Regions from separate parts of the Mus musculus genome. Here all the other regions are linked to region 1. Evidence: chromatin contacts called from ENCODE POLR2A ChIA-PET data. All regions are on one chromosome and are shown on one strand. Each heading gives the region's core, a stretch centred on a gene start or an enhancer-like site at or near the end of the contact. The rest is flanking DNA. Distances are from core to core; before and after follow the strand shown. Region 1 holds the start of Jund (jun D proto-oncogene). Region 2 holds the start of Slc5a5 (solute carrier family 5 (sodium iodide symporter), member 5). Region 3 holds the start of Uba52 (ubiquitin A-52 residue ribosomal protein fusion product 1). Region 4 holds the start of Kcnn1 (potassium intermediate/small conductance calcium-activated channel, subfamily N, member 1). Region 5 holds the start of Ell (elongation factor RNA polymerase II).

Evidence for each region. ChIA-PET counts read pairs that join two places held with the same protein, here RNA polymerase II (POLR2A).
Region 2: POLR2A ChIA-PET joins it to region 1 with 20 read pairs in embryonic stem cell. The contact joins the promoter of Slc5a5 here to the promoter of Jund in region 1. POLR2A ChIA-PET finds 5 or more read pairs at or near these places in 4 of 5 experiments (Patski and embryonic stem cell).
Region 3: POLR2A ChIA-PET joins it to region 1 with 14 read pairs in embryonic stem cell. The contact joins the promoter of Uba52 here to the promoter of Jund in region 1. POLR2A ChIA-PET finds 5 or more read pairs at or near these places in 4 of 5 experiments (Patski and embryonic stem cell).
Region 4: POLR2A ChIA-PET joins it to region 1 with 14 read pairs in embryonic stem cell. The contact joins the promoter of Kcnn1 here to the promoter of Jund in region 1. POLR2A ChIA-PET finds 5 or more read pairs at or near these places in 4 of 5 experiments (Patski and embryonic stem cell).
Region 5: POLR2A ChIA-PET joins it to region 1 with 37 read pairs in embryonic stem cell. The contact joins the promoter of Ell here to the promoter of Jund in region 1. POLR2A ChIA-PET finds 5 or more read pairs at or near these places in 4 of 5 experiments (Patski and embryonic stem cell).

What each region holds. Positions count from the first base shown.
Region 1 is chr8:70,696,337-70,699,131 of GRCm38, forward strand. Jund (jun D proto-oncogene) reads left to right here and starts at 1,403. Exons shown (of 1, transcript NM_010592.5): 1 at 1,403-2,795. The coding sequence starts at 2,722.
Region 2 is chr8:70,891,297-70,894,091 of GRCm38, forward strand. Slc5a5 (solute carrier family 5 (sodium iodide symporter), member 5) reads right to left here and starts at 1,461. Exons shown (of 15, transcript NM_053248.2): 1 at 1,009-1,461; 2 at 356-421; 3 at 1-33. The coding sequence starts at 1,365.
Region 3 is chr8:70,508,974-70,511,768 of GRCm38, forward strand. Uba52 (ubiquitin A-52 residue ribosomal protein fusion product 1) reads right to left here and starts at 1,444. Exons shown (of 4, transcript NM_019883.4): 1 at 1,365-1,444; 2 at 548-661; 3 at 323-409. The coding sequence starts at 650. 4930522P08Rik (RIKEN cDNA 4930522P08 gene) reads left to right here and starts at 1,513. Exons shown (of 2, transcript NR_151735.1): 1 at 1,513-1,680.
Region 4 is chr8:70,855,657-70,858,451 of GRCm38, forward strand. Kcnn1 (potassium intermediate/small conductance calcium-activated channel, subfamily N, member 1) reads right to left here and starts at 1,352. Exons shown (of 10, transcript NM_032397.3): 1 at 1,276-1,352.
Region 5 is chr8:70,538,254-70,541,048 of GRCm38, forward strand. Ell (elongation factor RNA polymerase II) reads left to right here and starts at 1,422. Exons shown (of 12, transcript NM_007924.2): 1 at 1,422-1,588. The coding sequence starts at 1,454. It overlaps Gm51534 (a long non-coding RNA gene), which reads right to left and starts at 1,276. Exons shown (of 2, transcript XR_003947400.1): 1 at 1,215-1,276.

The DNA.
Region 1 (2,795 bases), core at 153-2,652:
GCATTCGGGAGTCAGAGGCAGGAGGATCTTTGAGTTCGAGACTAACCTGGTCTACAGAGTGAGCTCCAGGACAGCCAGGGCTACACAGAGAAACCCTGTCTCGAAAAGCAACCAAAAATGTTCAGGTCTTACTATTTCTTTACATTTTCCATGCCACTACAAAATGCTCTCCTTGCCTGATAGGGAAAGTGAGTCTCAACAGAGGTAAAACTTAATTTGGTACGTAAACCTGTCCCCAGTCAGCTCAAACCACCGCCTCCAGAGCGCACGCCCGCCCATCCCCCACCCGCCAAGGCCAAGTCCCAAGGTCAGGGCGGAGCCTCGCGCGCTCCGCCAAGCTCCGTACGGCCCCGGGGAGAGGCAGGCCTGGCGCCGGGGGCTGGCTGGCGTTGGGCCAGCACTAGCTGGCTCAGTCGTTTGGCGGGGGGCGGGGGAGGGGGTGCTGGCTGGGATATGGCTCGCGAAGCGCAAACCCCACGTGTGTGGTGAGGGGAGAGTCCACTCTATCTTTCTGGATGGTCACTTGCCTACAAAAGGGGATAAAACCTGGGTGTGTGGCTCTCTGAGGCAACAACTGGTCAAGGCTCGGGCGGGGGTTTGGGGGGAGGGGGGAGAACCCTCTGAGGCCTCAATGGCCTGGGCGAAGGTCCTGAGGTGCAAAGGAGCTCCAATGGGGTACAGATTGGAGAGGAGTCACAGAGAAGGGATGAGACTCCTCTCTGGTCTTCTAAGGGTTGTGTTGAGTGTGCTGGGACTTGTTGCTCCCACCTCTTCCACCTCCGTTCCCAGCAAGCAGAAAAGCCTGCATCAGGCCTGGTGGCATACTGTACTAATTAAGAGGGTAATTACCAGTCCGGATTCTCATTTGCAGGCTCCACTCTGGGACCCACCTCAGGCTCTAGAAGAGTCAAGAGTAAAAACGTGTACTGCCATGGCTGTCCAGAGGCCTGGCACCCTAGTTCTGTCCTTGGGAGGACAAATGTGTGGTAAATGCCTGTCCTTACAGCACATAGAAGGCAGAAGGATCACTTCTCAAGTCTAGCCTGAGCTACAGAAAAATTCTGTCTCAAAACAAAGGCAAAAACAAAACAAAACAAAAAAAACCCCACAAGCTCACCCCAGAACTTCCATCAGCAGGAGCCCCAGGTCAACCTGGGTTACAGCTTTTGCATAGTGCCCTTTAACTCTAGCACTTAGCAGGTCCACATCTGTAAGTTCCCAGCCAGCCCCAGCTGGAAGGTGAGAGATCCTTGCTCAAAACACAAAGTAAAACTCAACAAACCCAAGACTCAAATCTCATGCTAAGATGAGGTGATGGGCACGTCTTTCACGTTGAGGCAGTGAAATCACCCTCAGTCTTGGTCAGCTAGGGTACAGGGTGTCCTAATAACTGAAACCGAAGCAAGGCACAATGGCATATATTAGTCATCCAGAAGCCTGAGGTGAGATTTTGGGGGGTTCGGGAGGTCATTCTGGGGTACAGAGTGAGATTCTGTTTCAAAACGTCCCAATCCAGGGCCATAGGGTAGGCTTAGAAAGTAAACGTGACTGCACCCAAGTCGGACAGCCAGAGTGCCACACCGGGGAGAACAGACTCCCAACTCTCCTCTGACCTTCCTGGACACACACACACACAAAGCACAGATACCTACACAGACAAACACAGATACACAACCACACAGACAAACACACCAGCATGTAAAATAAAAACCGAGATCTGTAGGCCGAGGTTAAGAGACTCAGGCCTGTTACTGCCACACTTGGGAATATGAAACAGGGGGACTGAAGTTAAGTTCATGAATAGCGGAGTCTAGAGGATGAGATCCTGTCTTGACCCAAAACAAAGATTAAAAAAATTTTTTTTCACCGAGATCAAGAAAAAAACCTACAACTGATGGCTACCCTGGCTGCAGTTGGACTCCACACATCCCATCCTCAGTTTCCCCAAGGAAAAGGCAGGAGGTCAGCTTTTAGGGCGTTCGACTCCACCCTGTGAAACTGACAAGGAGCTAAGTAGTTGTGGGGACTCTCCAAGGGACCCTCCTCTGCCTCCCCCTTCCTGCCCACACCTGCCAGCTCCCAGCCGGAGGAACCCTGGCCGGCGCCCGGCCCCCGAGGGGCGTGCCTTCGGTGGGCGTGACGCGGGGCGTGGCTTCACAGAGGGCCTGGGTTTATGAGGCTCCACACATCACGCCACAGAAGTGCCAGAGACAGGGGAGAGATAGACGCACAGATGAGGTCCAGTTTGAGAAACAGAGAGGCAAGATCTAGAGGGAAGTAAAGAGGGGAGGAAGAGAAAGGGAGGAGAGGCAAGAAACAGCAGGGTAGGGACAGAGCCTGCCCGGCAATCCAAGCTGGGCGTGGTGACCCGGCCAAACCGCGTTCAGCCCCACCCCCATGACGTCAACCCACAATGCAGCGCGTTGTTGTGCCATGTAGCGAGCGTCGCTCTTGGCAACAGCGGCCGCCACCAGGCGAGGGCGTCCCGCTCCCGCCCCTTTATGCAAATCAACGACGTCACCTCGCGCCAATGGCGAGCGGGGGCGGTGAGCTCATCGCGGGGGCCGAGGCTATAAGAGTGCGCGCGGGCGGCGCGGGGCAGAGCGGCCGGCATCGGAGCCGGTCTGTACGGGCAGCGGACTGGGGGGCATACGGGGCCCCCCGGGGAGGCCGCGGCCACTCCCCCCGCCCCGGGGCCGAGCGCGGCGGGGGAAGGTGGGGATGGAAACGCCCTTCTATGGCGAGGAGGCGCTGAGCGGCCTGGCTGCGGGTGCGTCGAGCGTCGCTGGTGCTAC
Region 2 (2,795 bases), core at 211-2,710, 200 kb after region 1:
AGGTGCGTAGATCACGATGCCAGTATACAGCATCTGTGGGTGGGGAGGTCGGTGATGGCAAGGGGCGGGCAAACGGGTTGGAGGCAGAAAGAAGAGAGCGCGGATCAGGCAGAAAGGGCGGAGCCAGGTTGCAAGAAGGTGTTTTTAGGTAGGATGGGGTGGAGCTAGGTGAGAGGGTGCCCATAGGCAGAATGAGGGCAGAGCTATAGGCGTGGTCCTTGTATGTCCCAGAGAAGCTTAGCTCAAGCTGGAAGGGGGCGGGGCCAGGTAGGATGAGGGGTGTGGCGTGAGGTCAGGTTGGAGCGGGCTATGATAATTGCTCGTGTGGGCGTGGCAGGGCGGGCAGCTCGCTCACCGTGGCCACCAAGTACTGCAGCGTCCCGCAGAGCCGGACCGCTCGGCTGAAGCGCAGTTCTAGGTACTGCAGAGGGAGCCAAGGGCTGGAGGTTACCGGGCAAGTGACCCCTCAGCCATCCTCACTGTTTCTACTCTGTTCCGGAGTGCCCAACTGAGCTTACAGAGTCTCTGTGTAGGTTAAGCCGGCTTGGAACTCGCAGCAATCCTCCTGCCAAAGCTTCTCTAGTACTGAGATATCACACATGGGACTTCATATTGTCGCTACACTTGTTGGACCGTTGTTTCAGGGTGCCTAGTTGCGCCCTCAGATTTGAAACTGGGGTATCCCTAGGGAGTCCAAACTGGCCTGGTACTCATGGCAATCCTCCTGCCTCAATCTCCCTAGTGCTGAAACTGCAAGTGGATGCTATTCCGTTTTCACTACAGTTGTTGAGCGTTTGGGAAATCCTACACCTCACTGCAGGCGTTTGAACTCTGTCGGGCGCCGGTGGGTGGCTGGTACGGGCACTCGCAGGGACAGGTGTCAGCGGGAGGCCACTGCCCCGAGGCTGCTGCGAGCTGTGGGGCCCGGACTGGCTCTTCCTCCTTCCTGGCCCTGCCCGGTGCCCGCGGCATCTTCCCGGAACCTTCCCATGGGACCAAGTCCCCTACCTGGTAGGTGCTGGTAAGGCCCAGGCGGTAGAAGATCGGCAAGAAGAGCAAGGCTGTGAGCAGCGAATTGAGCAACTGGCCCACGCACATCCACAGAAACTTGAGACCGTAGCGCGCTGCCTCCGCGGGGACCCCGAGCACCTGCACAGCCGACATGAAGCTAGCGGCCAGCGACAGCCCCACAGGCACTGCCGCCAGCTGCCGGCCCCCGGTGAAGAAGTCGTCGGCGCTGCGCTGGCCGCCGCGGGCCAGGCCGACCCACAGACCGATGCCCGTGGACACCAGCAGCATGGTCGCGAACACGCCGTAGTCCCAGGGGCCGAAGGTGGCCCGGGCCCCTGCCTCCGCGCCCTCCATGGAGACAGGTAACTCGGAACGGAGAGGATGCGGAGGACGTCGGGGACTCTCAGAGCGAGCGTCGTCGCAGCGCGAGTTCCTGCTGGGCCGTCGACCCACAAGCTTTTCGCGCGGCGGATTTATTGGGCTCCGGGGTCAGCGCGGCCCCGCCCCCAGCCTGGGAGGCGGGCGCGACCCGCACCCTTTCCGTCCTGGGGCGAGCGGGCCTTCAGGGGTGCGGGCAACGGGGTTGGGGGGACACTAGCGTCTCCTGACACTTTCTCCCACATCTAGGGCTTGTTCCGTGTAGAGTTGTGAACAGACAGGAAGGGCCTTGGACGGCTCAGACCTCCGCTCCCCTCTGTTCACACAGCCTGCGGGAGTTAGGAACCAGAGCTACGAGGAACCCAGGACTGGGGTTCACTTTCGGGGACTTCCGGGCCCCATAAGGAAAAACGAGACTCGAGCCTTCCCCCCAGAGAGCATCTGCCTTTCTCCGCAGCGTGGGAGAAGGAACTGTCCACCCTTGCTAACCCGGTGGGAGGCACTCAGGTTCTCTTTGGAGAATTTCTTCCTTCTGTTTAGGACTCAGTTTCCCTACCTGCACAGGGCAGTCTGGACCTATGGTTGTATGTGTGTGTATGTGTGTGTGTGTGTGTGTGTGTGTGTATGCGTGTACGCACGCGTTTGAGGCTGAGTCTCATGTAGCTCAGGCTGGTATGGAGTCCTGACCAAGGCCCACCCTACCGGCAGGAACACAAGTGTGCACTACACCTGACCTGGCTGTCCTCCCCTTTCCTGTTCTCTTCCTTTCTTTCCCACAGGCTGACCACAAAGGTGTGTCAATCCTGCCATGGCTTCCCTAGTGCTGGGATGACAAGTGAGGGTTCATTGGATACCCATTTCTCCCTTCTTGTCGCAGGTACTTTGGCATACCTGGGTCCAGAACAGAAGTTTGCTGATAGTGGCTTTCAAGGGACCCAGGGCTTGGGATGATGCAGAACTGTCACCGGGACCCTTTTCTGGAGAACTGGCCGTTTCTGGGGTGTTCAGGGTTGATTCCCTATTGAGCCACGTCTGTACTTCCCGGGTGGTCTGATAAGTAAAACTAAGGCACACGCCCCCTGGTGGCCTCATATGCTGTATACTGGCTGGACTGCCTGCCTGGAGGTGCTGGTTAGGAGGGAGGCCTGGCTAGGGCAGTCTCCTAAACCTAGGTGGCAGGCGGGCTTGAGGGCATTACTGATGAGGTTGAAAGGGCTTTTCTCTTCTTATTAGACTTTATTTTATATTTACATGTGGGTACACTGTAGCTGGCTTCAGACACACCAGAAGGCGGCACTGGATTCCATTACAGATGGTTGTGAGCCACATTGTGGTTGCTGGGAACTGAACTCAGGACCTCTGGAAGAGCAGTCAGTGCTCTTAACTGAGCCAATCTCTCCAGCCCG
Region 3 (2,795 bases), core at 194-2,693, 190 kb before region 1:
GCTCCGATGGGTTTGAGGCTAACATGAGCTACCACGAGTTCCAAACAGCCTGGGTCTAAGTTGACACTTAGCCTCAAAGCAAACAACAAAAACAAAACCAAAGTAAAGGTTTGGTAAGTAGGGGCAGCCAGGTGAGTCTGGTGAGCTGGGCTCAATCCCTTCAGCCCACACAAGGCTAGAAAAGTGGTCTTCTGCCCTTTGCCTCAGAGCCATCACAAATAAATACCCACAGTAAATACGTAAGTCAACCATGCCAACGACCGCAATAGCAGTCGGACGCCAGCCCCCACCTACAATACCAGACAAGCAAAACAGCCCTTACCTTTCTGGATGTTGTAGTCGGACAGGGTGCGGCCATCCTCCAGCTGTTTGCCCGCGAATATCAGCCTCTGCTGGTCAGGTGGGATGCCTGTGCACGAGAGAAACCAGGTTGGCCACAACTCCTTCCTGCAGAAGCTGGTTAGACCCCATTCACTCAAGAGACGAGCAGACCAAGATCCTTAAGCGCTCCCACCCGTAGGAGAACGCCCTGAACAGCACAGCCCACCTTCCTTGTCTTGGATCTTGGCCTTGACATTCTCGATGGTGTCACTGGGCTCGACCTCAAGAGTGATGGTCTTGCCCGTCAGGGTCTTCACGAAGATCTGCATGTTGGCGTCTGCTACACATCAGAAGGAGACGCATGAGTAAAAGACAGAGGTCCGTCGGCTTCTACTAACCACCTAAGACTGCTTATTTCTTAGTTACCTTTACTACCAAAAAGCCAAATCCTGCTGCGGACTACGGCTCAGCAGTCCCACTCTGCCAGTCACCACCACCCGGTGGGTCGGGAAATCCTACCCAACAGCTTGCCACCCCAGCAAGAGTGCCTTCCAACTGAAGGATCGGACAGCAAAGGTTTCTTCTCAATAGGGCCGGCTGGACTCAACTATGCCCTGCTTCTCAGGTGCTGAGGTGAGAGCAGTTCACCGCCACGCACAGTTTAGCCTTTTTTTTTTTTTAAGACGAAGTTTAACCCAGGCAAACTTTCCAGCCTTGGGGGCCACAACCACCCCCCCCCAAGCACAGGCTGGCCCTGAACTCCCTCTGCAGCCAACACTGGACCCAAACGCGCATTGTATCTCAGGCTAGGCCCAGAACTCGCCCTGGAGCTCAGGTCAGTGCCCTTGGTCTTCCGCCCGCAGCGCCCGGGCTGCACTGCCGCGTGCCCGCCGCGCGCCCAGGTCCTGGCGGCCGAGTCCCACCGAACATGCACGACGCCGAAGCGGCGCCCGCGAACCCCTACAGTCGCCTCGCCGACCCCCGCCGCGTCCCCGCCCAGGCCCAGCCGCCAACAGCCCAGCCGCGACGCGGACGGCACCAACCCGCTCGGCCGCCTCGTTGAAGAGAAAGAGGACAGCGGAACCGGAAACCCCCTAGTCTCCTCTGAGAGCGCCTGCGCACTGAGCACGCTGCGCGTTTACGTCACAATCCGCGCCGCATGTCGTCCCGCCCCGGGCTTCGCCGGGCGCCATGTTGGGTCCTGGCGAGAATAGTCGTTCTGTCTGGAGCCGCTTCCGGGTGGAGCTTAACACATGAGTGATAGCAGCTCCTGCGGGAGCCTTCTCCGCTGCCTTCGCGGCGGGGACAGGTTTTTGTGTAATTGAGGCGTTGTGCTGTCACCGCAACAGGCGGACCGCGGTGAGTACTAGGCTAGCCCGCGCTACCTACCAGTCGGCTGGGGTTCAGAGTAAGCCGCTTTCTCCAAAGCCAATGAGAAGACTCAGCGGGTAAAGGCACGTTACCATCACCATCACGGTGGAGGGAGAGGACCGACCCGAGTTGTTCGCCAGCTTTAACCGGCGCGCACAGGCAATAGAAATGAATCCTAGGCCGAGCATGGTGGCGCACGCCTTTAATCCCAGCACTCGGGAGGCAGAGGCAGGCGGATTTCTGAGTTCGAGGCCAGCCTGGTCTACACAGTGAGTGCCAGGACAGCCAGGGCTACACAGAGAAACCCTGTCTCGAAAAACCAAAAAACAAAACAAAACAGAGTAAGCCGCTTTCTCCAAAGCCAATGAGAAGACTCAGCGGGTAAAGGCACGTTACCATCATGGTGGAGGGAGAGGACCGACCCGAGTTGTTCGCCAGCTTTAACCGGCGCGCACAGGCAATAGAAATGAATCCTAGGCCGGGCGTGGTGGCGCACGTCTTTAATCCCAGCACTTGGGAGGCAGAGGCAGGTGAATTTCTGAGATCGAGGCCAGCCTGGTCTACAGAGTGAGTTCCAGGACAGCCAGGGCTACACAGAGAAACCCTGTCTCGAAAAACAAAAAAAAAACAAACAAACAAAAAAAAAGAAATGAATCCTAGCAGTTGGGGGACAGAGGCCCCGGATTTCTGGAAGTTCAAGGCCACTGTGGTCCACAAAGTGGAGCATCCGCAGTGAGCTCCTGTTTCAGACAAGCAGTACAATCACGAGACCTTGCAGAGCTAACTTTCCTATGAGCTTGGCTGTGTGGCTCTTCGTTTCTTAACTATTTCCCAGTGCACCAGGCAAAAAGCAGATGTGGAGGTAACTGGGAAAATGACTTTTTTTTTTTTAATTGAAAGTAGGCTCTTTTTCCCCATATAGTATAGACTTATCAGGATTTCCTTCAAGACGACGCCCCAGATTCTCCCCAGGTCCCTACCCACTCAAAGCCACACATTTTTTCTTTTTTAATTAGAAAAGAAACAGGCAAATAAAACAAAACCAGAATAGGATGAGAAACACAGGCATAAGCTCACACATTTGTAAAACAAAGTTGGAAACC
Region 4 (2,795 bases), core at 102-2,601, 160 kb after region 1:
GCACCCCCTGCCCCTCAAGCTACCAACAGCAGGTGACAAGGTGGCCTGGGTGCCTGCAAGACACACAGGTGAAGAGGCAATATGGGGCTGTGACTCAGCTGTCTGACACATATGCCAAGCCTAGGTGCTGCCATGTTGTTCCCTGAGACAGCCTCTTCCTGGGCAGGCTGGCTGGCACAGGACAGATGCAGAGCAGGCAGGGCTCAGTGACCAGTCCTGGGCTGGCTGTGTTTTGAGCCTCCAGTTAAAAGGACTGTCTGTTGCCCCAGGCACAAGGGGGATACCTCTTCTGGTTTTAAAAAGAAGAGCAAAGCTGAGGGAGGTTGGGTGGCCCCTGGATCCTCTGCCAGCACCGAGTCAGACACAGACTAAGGGACACAGCCTGGCGGTGGCTGAGGGCAGGACCTTGACAGGGAACCAGGCTGGCTCTGCCCGAGTGGCTGTGAGCTGAGGACAGAGCTGCTTTCTGTCATGGAGCCTGGGGTACCAGCTCAGTCCGTTTTCTCTTGTCTTCTGTAATTTTATTTATTTACTTTAGAGACAGGCTCTCAATCTATAGTGCAGGTTGGCACTGTGGCAAACCCCAGGTGCTGGGATGGCAGGTGTAAGTCGCCATGCTAGGACTGGTGATACATACCTATCAAGAGGTGCTAAACAGCAAGGCTAGCCTGGCCTTTGAGGCCAACTAGGGCTACCTGAGAACCTGTCTCAAAATAAAATAAAATCGGATCAATAGGTGTCCCTTGCTGTGAGTCTCAAGGAGGCACCCACCTCCCACAACTCTTGTAGGAACCACAGTGATAACGGCTCATGACAGAAACTCCCAAGACACTAGACCTGTGTCAGGTGGCCTCCCCAGCAGCTGGTGGGGAAATGGAGTTGAGGAAGGGTGCCAGAGCTCTTCTCACCAGGCTCACTGACTCCTCAGGGTGCCCGGCTCTGCTTGCCCTTTGCACACCGGCTACCAGGGAGCTTACAAGGCCAGTCTGGCAGCCCAGGTGCTGTCACTGAGCACCTTGACCTCAGTTTAGGGTGGCCGAAGAGTGCTCATGTCACTGGCCGTATCACATCCATCCTTGTGCATGGACTTTATGGACTCAGCGTCTCCCACTCGCAATCTTCCCTCACCGGGGGACACGCGCACCCTCTCTTCTGTGTCCCTGACCCCTGACCGCGTGGCAACACCATCCCCAGCGTCGTCCCTAGTCGCATAGCCCAGGGACCCGCTATTACTGCCCCCCCAGCCCCCTCACCCCCGCTTCCTCTCGCCAATACCTGCGGGCGGGGACCTGGACCCTCGTGCCAGCGCGTCCCCGCCGAGACCGGCCAGGGAGGGGGAGCAGCGCCGCCCCGTATGAGCGGCGCCTTGGATTGGCTGAGTGCACCAGGCCCCACCCCCATGACCCCGCAGGCTCCGCCCATGCTTAAAGCTCCCTCCTGGGCACTGGGCAAGAATAAGAACCCCGGTGATGGGCATCTGTGCACAGGCAGCTGGCTATTGCAGGTGATCCTGCACACCTGGACCTCATCTCTGGGGACAGACAAGCCCGCTCACCTCAGGGACCCCGATCTTAAACCCTATTAGCCTTGCGGGCAGAAAGAGCTCCAGGCAGCTGCAATCATCAGGGCTGGGGAGACCCCCGAACCTGCTCTGCCCCCATCATTCAAGCCAAACTTACAGAGCTCACTCATGAAAGTTTTTGTTTTGAATCAAGGTCTCACATAACCTAGTCTGGCGTCAAACTCACTGTGAAGTACAGGCTGCGCTAGAACTTACCAGGGAGTCCAGGTTAGCCTTGAGTGGCCTTGAAGTTCTGTTCCTTCTCCCTTCACCTCCTGAGCGCTGGGACAGTTTTGGGCCCCCCTTTCCAGCTCATGCAACATTTTTTGTGGTCTTGGGTTTTGTTTGTTTGTTTTGATAGCTCTGTAGCCAAAGCTGATCTTGAATTTACTCACTGAAATCCTCCTCTCAGCCTACTTCCTAAGGTGCTGGAGTTTCAGGTGTCTTCTAAGACATCCCAGAGACCAAGGAGTCTAGTCTCCGCCCCTTCAGTCACGTGATTACTGACAAGCTGGGGAGCTGAGGTTTGCCTGCAGCCGAGCGATGAGTGTGTGTATCCCCTCCCTAATCCCCTCCCCACCCCCACCCCAGCCACCCAGCTCCTGCTTCTTCCTGGCCCAATGTCTTTGCAGTTTAGAGGGCCTCAGGAAGGACTGAGGGGCAGATGTGTGGCCAGCAAGTGGCCTGGGAGCAGTGACAGCACTGAGCCCCAGCAGAGCCACCAACAGAGTGACAGTCCAGGTGTTGGGGACCACATCTGCACTATCCACATAGGTGGAGCCAGATGGAACCAGCCTGGGGTGATAGATGTAAGCAGGTTCCAGGAGACACCACAGAGGGACAGGCCAAGAGCACCAGGTTCTGCCTCCAGCCCCTAAACCTTCTGCATGTGGCCACCTCAGCCTGTGGCTGTGGGCCTTCCCTGCCTACCCCCTACCCAGGAATTGTTTTGCTTTTTGTTTTAGAAAGGGTTTCATATCTGTGAGGCTCAGACTTACTATAGAGCTGAGGATGGCCTGGAACTGGCCATCTTGCCTCTACCTCTCAGGTCCTACCTGACAGGATAGGCCTGGGCCACCAAGCCCCATTTGTTCCGTGCTAACAACAGAAGCCAGGGCGTCATAAACACTGGCAAAGCACTCAGTCTCCTGAGACACACCTCAGCCTCTCACAGCCCCCAGGGATTGGGGGCATGCCCCCGTTTGTCATCAAAATTGGGGTGCTCACTGTCCAT
Region 5 (2,795 bases), core at 172-2,671, 160 kb before region 1:
CCACGCCCACCACAAGCCTCAACAGACGCCCACTCCGTCCTGGTGCGAGCAGGCCTGGCACTTGACCCTCTGGAGAGCTGTGCCTAGACTCCACCCAAGGAACGCGGAAAAAAAGCATAAATATCAAGCTGAAAGGCCCAAGTTCAAGTGTTAAGGGTTCATGAGTAACACATGTAGCGGCGAGGTTAGGAGCTTGGAAAGATGGAACCGTCAGCTCTTATACTTATGAGCGGGTGGGGAATAGGCCACGTCGGTCAAGCGGTCAGGGATCTTAAGTCAGTTGGGTGGGAAACCCTTGAAAATTGGTTTTTGAAACGCGGCAGCGGCAACTCCTGAATAACTCAGCTTGCCCAGCGGCTGAGGCTTCTGGGGAGGGCCTCGGGAGCTTGGGGTCTGACTATGTAGCCCAGTGCATGAACTGAAGTAGGGCAGACCCTGCGACTGCGGGGGGCGTATCAGTTGGGCGTTTGGCGGGCAAGCGGTGGTCTGGGAAAATCAGCAAGCACGGGGTGGGGGAGTGGCCACGCCTGCTTCATGAATAATACAGCAAGTCGGTAGGCGGGCTTTACGGGAGTTTGGGGGCGTGGCCAAACGCGGAGCGCTTGGGGAGCAGTTCCTCGGTGACGCAGGGTTCCATGGGCGTTTGGGGGCGTGGCATAGGGCTGGTAGAGGAGGCGGGCTTCAACGCGTGTAGGCGTGGCTAAATATGTTTCTTTAAGGTGATTTTTTTTTCACTGGGGGCGGGGTGGGCTCGCTGCATATGAGTGACCATCTAGATCTGGCTGGCAACTGCGAACAAACGTGTTCGTCGTCGCGGCCTGGCAGTCTACCAACACGTCGGAGATCACGGCCAGTTTCTCATAAATAACACACTCACGCGACAGGTCGCGAGGCTGAGAGGGCTTTGCTGGGTTTGGGATGAGGATGGGTTTCCTGCAGTCTTGGGGTCGAGGCTGCCTTCGTCTCATGAATAATGCAGGAGGAGTCGTCAGGTAGGAGGAGCCTGTCTGTGAACTGGCGCACGCGCATGGGAGTTGTTTGCAAGGGAGGGAAGTTTCTTAGAGAGCTCTGAAGAGCTGTTTTAAGGCTATGACTGGCCTCGCGAGACCCTTAGGGAGTGGCCAGTTGCGCTGTGGTTAGTTTTTGAAGGCGGGTTTGGAGCGCGCGGGAAGGCGTGGCTAACCTCTCTTCTTGAATAATACAGCAAGACTCACAGTCTCCGGTCCCGAGAGCGGGCCTGTAAGTGCTTGGGGGCGTGGCCATCTGTGCGGGCCCGAGGCAAAATGTTCCTCAGCTCTGTCAAAGAAGGCACGCGCGCCCGGAGTGGGGCGTGGCTATGCTGGCCTCATGAATAATGCAGCACGTCGGCGGGCGGCGCGGCGGGGCGGGGCGGGTCAGGCCGGCGTGCGGGCGCAGTCGCTGAGGAGGGGGGCGGGGGAGTGATGGTTGCAAGATGGCGGCGCTGAAGGAGGCTAGGAGTTACGGGTTGTCGTGTGGGCGCGTGAGCGACGGCAGCAGGGTGTCGGTGTTCCACGTGAAGCTCACCGACAGTGCTTTGAAGGCTTTTGAAAGCTACCGGGCCCACCAGGTGAGCTTTGCGGCGTCCTGGCGGGTAGGCTGCGCCGTGGGGAGACACTTGCGGGGACCTGTGGGGGACAAGGCCGCGCGTCCACACCTGGCGATACCTTGACCAGCCCCAGTGACATCCTTCAGGTTGGCTCTACTCTTGTCTCTTTTTTTAAAAATAGGTCCTTTCTATGTAGCTCAGGTTGTCCCTGAACTGACGGCCATCCTCCTGCCTTAGGTTCTTAAGTGCTGGGATGACAGGTGTGTTTGGATCCACTCATAGAAGGGGTAGTTTGACAGAAACTTACTGCCTGGCCCCAGATCCTGCCACTCTTGTAACCCTGTTTCCCTGGATATTTTGGACAAGGCTGTTGTGTTTTTCTCACCGACGGAGGTGGTTGTGTTAGCCATGGGGGCTTCCTCCCCTGGGCACTCAGCAGGAGGCAACTGTAGCCACCACACTTGGTCTCTCCATTTTCCACTCTTCATCTGGGAGAAATTCCAGGCTTTTTGGTACTGCCTCCTGGCTTGGGAGTGGGGTTAGGGATCCTGGCTGTGTCCCTCTTTCCTGTGCCTCACTCTGGGTCACACCTTGATGCCCCACCCAAGCCACGGTATCACCCTGCATCCATCCACTGAGACAGAAGTTGCAGGACCCCAGGGGAAGTGGCTTGAGGGTTCATCTTACTAAAGTGACTGGGGTGTTGAGTCTGTGTCTGGGATGTGTGTTTGCCTGTGCTGGCTCGGGGGGTGTTGACGCGGTCGAGTGAACAGAGAGTAACTAGGAAAGAATGTGGTTTTCTTCCTGCCCAGGACATGTGCTGCACCATTGGCCAAGCCAGGAATTTATTCCCCATTCAGTGATCTGGGGAGCCTACCTCTTCCTGCATGTCTTCCCTTCACTTCTTTGAGCCACTTCCTGCCCGTGCCCGGGTTTTAGTTTTTTCCTTCCTAGAACAGGTTGAATCTCTTTGGAAAAAGTCCTTCTTCCCTTGTCAAAAGGGGCAGAAAGTGCCCCTGCAGGTGAGAAGGAAGAGGTGGTGAGGATTTGGGTGGCAGCCACTGAGTGACCAGCCCAGCCACTCTTCCTGGTTAGAATTCCAACCTGTAGTCTTTCCCCTTGGGCCATTCTGACTAGTCCTGGAGAACCAGGGCTTTTCTCAGAAACAGCTGGGCCAGAGCATGAGTCACTGCTGTCAGGTGAACTTGGTACCTGGTGGCAGTCGCTG